2 separate regions of the Homo sapiens genome follow, and region 2 is linked to region 1. A link is a loop called in an ENCODE intact Hi-C map of the cell type or tissue named here. Cell type or tissue: endothelial cell of umbilical vein. All regions are shown on one strand. Each heading gives the region's core, and the rest is flanking DNA. Links, peaks and the distances in the headings are about the cores only. Region 1 has its middle 210 kb from the start of COPS8-DT. Region 2 overlaps ACKR3 (atypical chemokine receptor 3).

Region 1 (2,911 bases), core at 223-2,722:
AGATAAGAGATAGGTTCTGTTTTTGTAACAATCAGTATTTTGACTATTTTAACCATAAATGTCACATTTCTTAACCCTCTTCTGCCATCCAAGTCATTAAAAGCTAACTTCTAGATTATAACATACATAGTAACACAAATTTTTCCTTCTTTCATTTGATTTATAATCTTTGACACTGTATTTCATATGCAGTCATGCCTAAATCGGCATTAGTTCTGAAGAGCCTGGACATTTTTGCTTAATATCCTTTAAAAGAAAATGACATCCCAAGGTAGATTCCCTGTCCCCTGCCTCAGTAACTTATCTGGTCCTGAGGTCCCATTCGAGTCTCCTCAACATTGCAAAGTCTTTCCCAAGCTCACCTTCTCACTGTCCCCTGCCCTCACTGCTGAGTCACTACTTTGCCTTATAGGGTCCCTGTAGTTGAACAGTGATTTACTGATTAGACTGCACAGTAAAATGGATGGTTGCGTTTATTCCTAAGCAGTTGATTTTTTCTCACTTTGCACAGGAAGAACCAAAGCGCAGTAAAAAAAACAGTGTCTTGTTCAAGCCCACACAGCTGATAAGATTATGTTCAAGCCCACACAGCTGATAAGATTAGGCAGAACCAGAACCCACACCTTCGTGTGAATCTAGGCTCCTTCCAGCAGGCCACACATGGCCTTGGGCTATCATTTGAGTGTATATTTCACAGGGGTATTTCTTGATGCCATTTATGGTGGCACTACTTTTTATACCTTTGAAGTCCTCCCAGAGCCTAGTTGAGTGCTGGGGATACTTAGGCAAGTGTTACTGAGTGACTGAGGGAAGGTGTAAGAAGAAGGTAGTAATCACTATAAGGACATGATAGTCTTGCTAAGCAAGACAGGCACTGAAGGAAGACTCCCAATGTTGGAGGTGTCAAGGAAGGTAACACGGAGCCTCCCCAGCTTCCACCATAAGAAAGGTTGTCAAAAAGATTTTCTTGGGATTCTTAAGCCTCTCTGTTTAAATATACAAAAAGTTCGAGCTTTGGCTATTAACAATTAATGTCTAAAGTACAACCTAAGTACCAGAAATATAAATACATTTTTCAATATATGTCCCCTAAAGAATGAGGAACCAATAATTTATAATTGTCCAACAACATTCTTTTCTCCAAATGGAAAAGCCCCAAGTCCTTTACTTATTCAATGAGGAAAAACACAGTTACCCCATTTGTCTTGTTTTCTAAACATTTGACCATTTTCTTAGCCTCTCTGTGAACTGGCTTTTTGATAGCACCCTTCAATTTTGGAGACTCATCTGGAGATGGTTTTATAATGGTGGCCCAGTTGATGCCAAGTATCTCTTAAAATGGTCTTCTTGTAAACATGTGGTGACACTTTATTACCTCTTTCCATAACATGATTCCATTATGAACACATACTTTATTACTGGTCAGGAACTAGCTCTACATCATTCTCAAGGATGGGTGTATGTGAGCTCTCTTCTCTTGACCTATATTTACTATTCTAGTGATTCATACTCTGTGTATATCCCTATTGCATTACTTCCTGTTTGCAACAGAGCAACCACAGAACAGTCTGGACAAAGCCATTTCCTTCTTCTTTTAATACTTATTTACGTGTTGCTCCAGTGAGTATGTGCGCAGGGTTGCTGTGCAAAGTGTGGTGAGCCTGGTGTCCTCAGGAAACTAACACCAGCTGTCAAGAGGGCTTAGGAAAATACCCTGGAGCTGGCGTCAGCCACAGAATCGAGTGAGGAAAAGGGGAGCAGGCCTGACTATTTCACTGACTCATCCTGTCTCCTTTTCCAAGTCACTTCCTGTCAAAGCGGGAACTTCCCATTAGTTCCACATAAGTAGAGCTCTTCCAGACATGTACAGGGTGAGATCAGCAATACACTTCTTTCCTTTAGTAGCTTTCAAGTTACTATCATCGTAAGCTGGCAAATTTAATATTGCGTGTCTTGGATGGTGGGAGCAAAAAAGCCTATTTAACCTGAACAGAACCCACACTTGTCCATGTTATGCTTTATCTATTTGTTCATTCATTCATTCTGTCAACACACTTACGGTAAACTCCTGTGTGTAACATGTTACGCTTGTGTCTAGGTCTGCAAATAACCCCATGTTTAGAAGTTCATGGTCAGCAGGTTCCTCAGCAAACTCTGCCAGTGCCGCCCACTGACCCAAGCAGAGGAAGCAGATGCATCTTGAACAGATTTTCACATGGAATGTAGTATCTCTCCTCATGCTGTCTGGACAGGAATACAGGTTAACTCTAGGAAAGCTGCAAGTTACAGCAGATTGAGCGTGAACTTAGGAGCCAGCAGGTCAAGCCATGGCACTCAGTAGTTGGATAAACTTGGGCACATTACCTAACCTTCTGAACTGTAAAATGGAGCTAAAGATAAAACTCCTTCCAAAGAGTTGTTATGACAATTAAATGCAATGTTTTATATGAAGTCCTTAGTACAACTACATGCAGGAAGGATTTGCTCGAGTTTTATGGCTCTTATTATTGAAAACAAAGCATATCAAAAACAAAACCCTTTACCTATTTAATCTGGAGTCAATATTCTGCACAAAATGACACTTTTATAATTAGTTGCTATGATTATTCACAAAGCATTGAATAAGAACTAGTAGCTAAAATAGGCCAGTGTTAACAAGATTGACTTGGTGAGCTTAGAAAATACAGAAGATCTACCTCAGGGAATTCATACACTCCTTCATTTTCCATGGCTTATTGAATCCAGGTAATCAGGTAGAGGAGTTTTGCTGTTGTTACTGCTGCTCTTTGGCTTTTTAATAATGAAAGACTGAGGCAAATGATGCAGATCAGCAAGGGTCGCAAACATGCAGCAATTTTTTCCTGAATCCACATTTCGAAGGGGTGGCTTGTTGCTCATAAAGTTAGCTACA
Region 2 (2,911 bases), core at 273-2,772, 300 kb before region 1:
TCCGAGAAAGTCCTGCAATTGACAAGAGGAGCCCCAGTACCATCTGGGCTGTGAGTGACAGAGGAGTCCCTTTGCAGGCCATAGGCTGGCAGGGATGGAGGGCTGGACAGGTGCTTGCCCACCGCCGGCCACGGGAAAGTTCTCTCCCTGTCACTGCAACGTGCGACAGGGCCGCTAAAAAGGTGACCCCTGTACGAAGGAATGAATGAGATAAAACAGAGCAAGCGCTGGGAAAAAGGGAATGAAAGCTGACGTTCACTGCTTTTTGTTCTCCCTTGGGTCTCTGTGGTCCAGGAAAATGCAACATGAACCTCGATTGTTCTGTGGACCATTCCTCCCTCTATGAAAATTTACATAATTCTTGATGTCAAATTTCAAATAACACAGAAGTTTATAGAGTAAAAACTACAAGTCTCCTTTTGTTCCCTCCTCCTACCTTCCCAGCCCCAAGTTTTATACTTACTGCAGGTCTTTTTCTATGCCTTCGTGCACATGTATTTACATATAAAAATACACAAATGTAATTTTTGTGTTTCTTTCTGCATAGCTGGGGTTGTGCTGTGTGTGCGTGTGTCTGGGGTTGTGCTGTGTGTGTGTGTGTGTCTGGGGTTGTGCTGTGTGTGCGTGTGTCTGGGGTTGTGCTGTGTGTGCGTGTGTCTGGGGTTGTGCTGTGTGTGTGTGTGTCTGGGGTTGTGCTGTGTGTGCGTGTGTCTGGGGTTGTGCTGTGTGTGTGTGTGTGTCTGGGGTTGTGCTGTGTGTGCGTGTGTCTGGGGTTGTGCTCTGTGTGTGTGTGTGTCTGGGGTTGTGCTGTGTGTGCGTGTCTGGGGTTGTGCTGTGTGTGCGTTTCTGGGGTTGTGCTGTGTGTGCGTGTGTCTGCGTATTGTCTTTCACTGAACAGCATGTCGTAACTCTCCCTGTGCATGAAGGGAGGCCTCCCTCTCACAGCTGTATTATATTCCAGATGGCGGAGACACCAGGCTTTACTGAGTCGTGCCTTTGTTGAAAGACATTTACGTTGTCTCCAGTGTTTGCTCGTAAATAAATACTGCTTTAAAAAACATCTTGTGTACATTTGGAGACACATGAATATTTTGAGGAGAGAAACGTATGAATTTGTATCATCATAGAACTGGAAAGAAACGTCTTTTGTTCTGCACCCCCTCCCCTTCCTTCCCCCTGGAATCTTTTATGCAGAAACCTTAGAACCTAAGTGTCAGAAGTGGGTCTCATTCCCCTGCCTGCCCTGGCATGGGCACTGAGGCCCTAGAGACGCAGGCAGTGGGCAGGTTTGATTCACACCCAGACATGTTTCTTAGACCCTGGCCTCAAGCGGGAATGGAATTGCTGGTTGATTCCAGCAGAGGGTGACTGGTCTAAGTGGATGTCTCCTTCAGGCCCTGTGGCTATCGGCCTTCCCAACTTCCCAGCGTAAACAGACCCCGCACAGGCTGAGAGGCATTAAGAATGTATACAAGGACCCGAGGGCTGGCCCATCCAGATCTGTGCGGAATGCAGTCAGCTCTTTCTGTATGGGATGAGGTAATCCCCTGCTTTTGCTTGAGGGGACCTGTGATTTCTGTGCAGGGCCCGCTGGGGGTTCATTAGAGGCCTCCCTCCCTCTCTCCACTTTCAGATTTTGCAGGGAGCTTTGTCACCAGGCTTTTGAGAACCAGGGGCCCTGGGTACACATTTCATAGTTTGCTCTATGAAGCTTTTGTTCCTATCAGGGATTCTGAGAGTGTCACTTATTAAGATCTAAGCAGGTAATTTAGGAAGATTCTTTGCTCCAATAGTGGACGCACAACCATCAGTGAATGGTGGTCAATGAAAGTGGGCCCTGCCCACCCTAAACGTCCTGCACGCAGGCTGGGGCGGCCAGAGCCTTTGTCGCAGGCCACCTTCCATGTTACACGGCAGTTCCCTATTTTGAATAAGGGGATTGTCTTTGTCAAATAATAATCTGTTTGCTGGAGACAGCTCTTGTTTCTGAAACCTAATGCATGAAAAATACCGAAATGACAAAAGGGTAAGCTATAGTATGACATTTTTGTTTTTCTGTTTTTTGTTTTCTTTAGCTCCCATTTGAATTTGCAGAGGACTTGATGACTGCACTGTCTGCTTAATCTCCCTTTTCACTGTACTTTCCTTCCTATCTGACCCCTGGAACCTTTGGTGGTGGGAAGGGAGAGGCCCGTCCAGGCCCCGAGAGGAAAGCAGGTGGTCAGGGTGTGGGCCTCTGGCTTTGTTTCCTGGCCAGCCCCAGTGTGGGCTGCTGTTCCTTGGGCTGACTGGTGGTTAATGATTGAGGATCGGTGATCGGTGAGTGATGATAGGTGGCCGGTGATCGGTGGGGCAGTGAGGAGCTCCAGCCTCCGCTCTCTCATTCAGCCCTTGGGCAGCAACAGCCATGCCCTTGTTGGAAGTTTCCCACTGTGCCACCCGGGAGGGGAGAAGCAAGGACAGAGGCGAGGACGGCTGAGCGGGGAAGTGCCTATCTCAGAAATACTGTTTTTGACTCAGAGGACCAATGGTCCCTAAATCAAATTTTCGTCACCCAAAGAGGCAAAGGTAGAAAGCCAAGGGCTGGATGGGGGTCCCTGAGCCCTTTTCCACCTCTCAGTCCCACTCTGGGCTCTGAGAATACTGAAGGCTGCTGGTAGCTCAAAGCGGGTGAGTGTCTATTTTGTGCTAAGAGTGGAGGAACTGGAAGGAAGGACACACTCGAGATGTGGGAACCAGGCGTCTTCTCACTGAGTGACCCTGCCTCCTGCTGGGGCCTGTCCATGCTGAGCAGTGGCCAGGCGCCTGGCCAGCCGGCATCTGACATGTCTCTACACTGGAGGGCAAGTAAGACCTGAGCCAGAGGAATGTCACCATGGTGGGGGAGAGAGGTGGGGCGGATTCGGGATCC

Evidence for each region. A loop is a pair of places that touch in the nucleus more often than their neighbours do. Peaks named below come from ENCODE experiments on the same cell type or tissue, not always from the same donor. Only the 100,000 strongest peaks of a DNase experiment are listed, where the experiment ranks them.
Region 2: a loop joins it to region 1, with 5 times the contacts of the local background. A loop is called at or near these places in 10 of 110 quality-filtered maps.

The regions. Positions count from the first base shown.
Region 1 is chr2:236,870,063-236,872,973 of GRCh38, forward strand. No RefSeq gene overlaps it. Among named protein-coding and RNA genes, the nearest start is that of COPS8-DT, 210 kb to the right of the region's middle. In endothelial cell of umbilical vein, for the core only: no CTCF peak of the experiment used is centred there; a DNase peak (open chromatin) is centred at 1,689; H3K27ac peaks cover 2,461 bases.
Region 2 is chr2:236,574,827-236,577,737 of GRCh38, forward strand. The region is part of intron 1 of ACKR3 (atypical chemokine receptor 3); the gene reads left to right. Among named protein-coding and RNA genes, the nearest start is that of ACKR3, 6.5 kb to the left of the region's middle. In endothelial cell of umbilical vein, for the core only: a CTCF peak has its summit at 1,400; DNase peaks (open chromatin) are centred at 975 and 1,375; H3K27ac peaks cover 1,953 bases.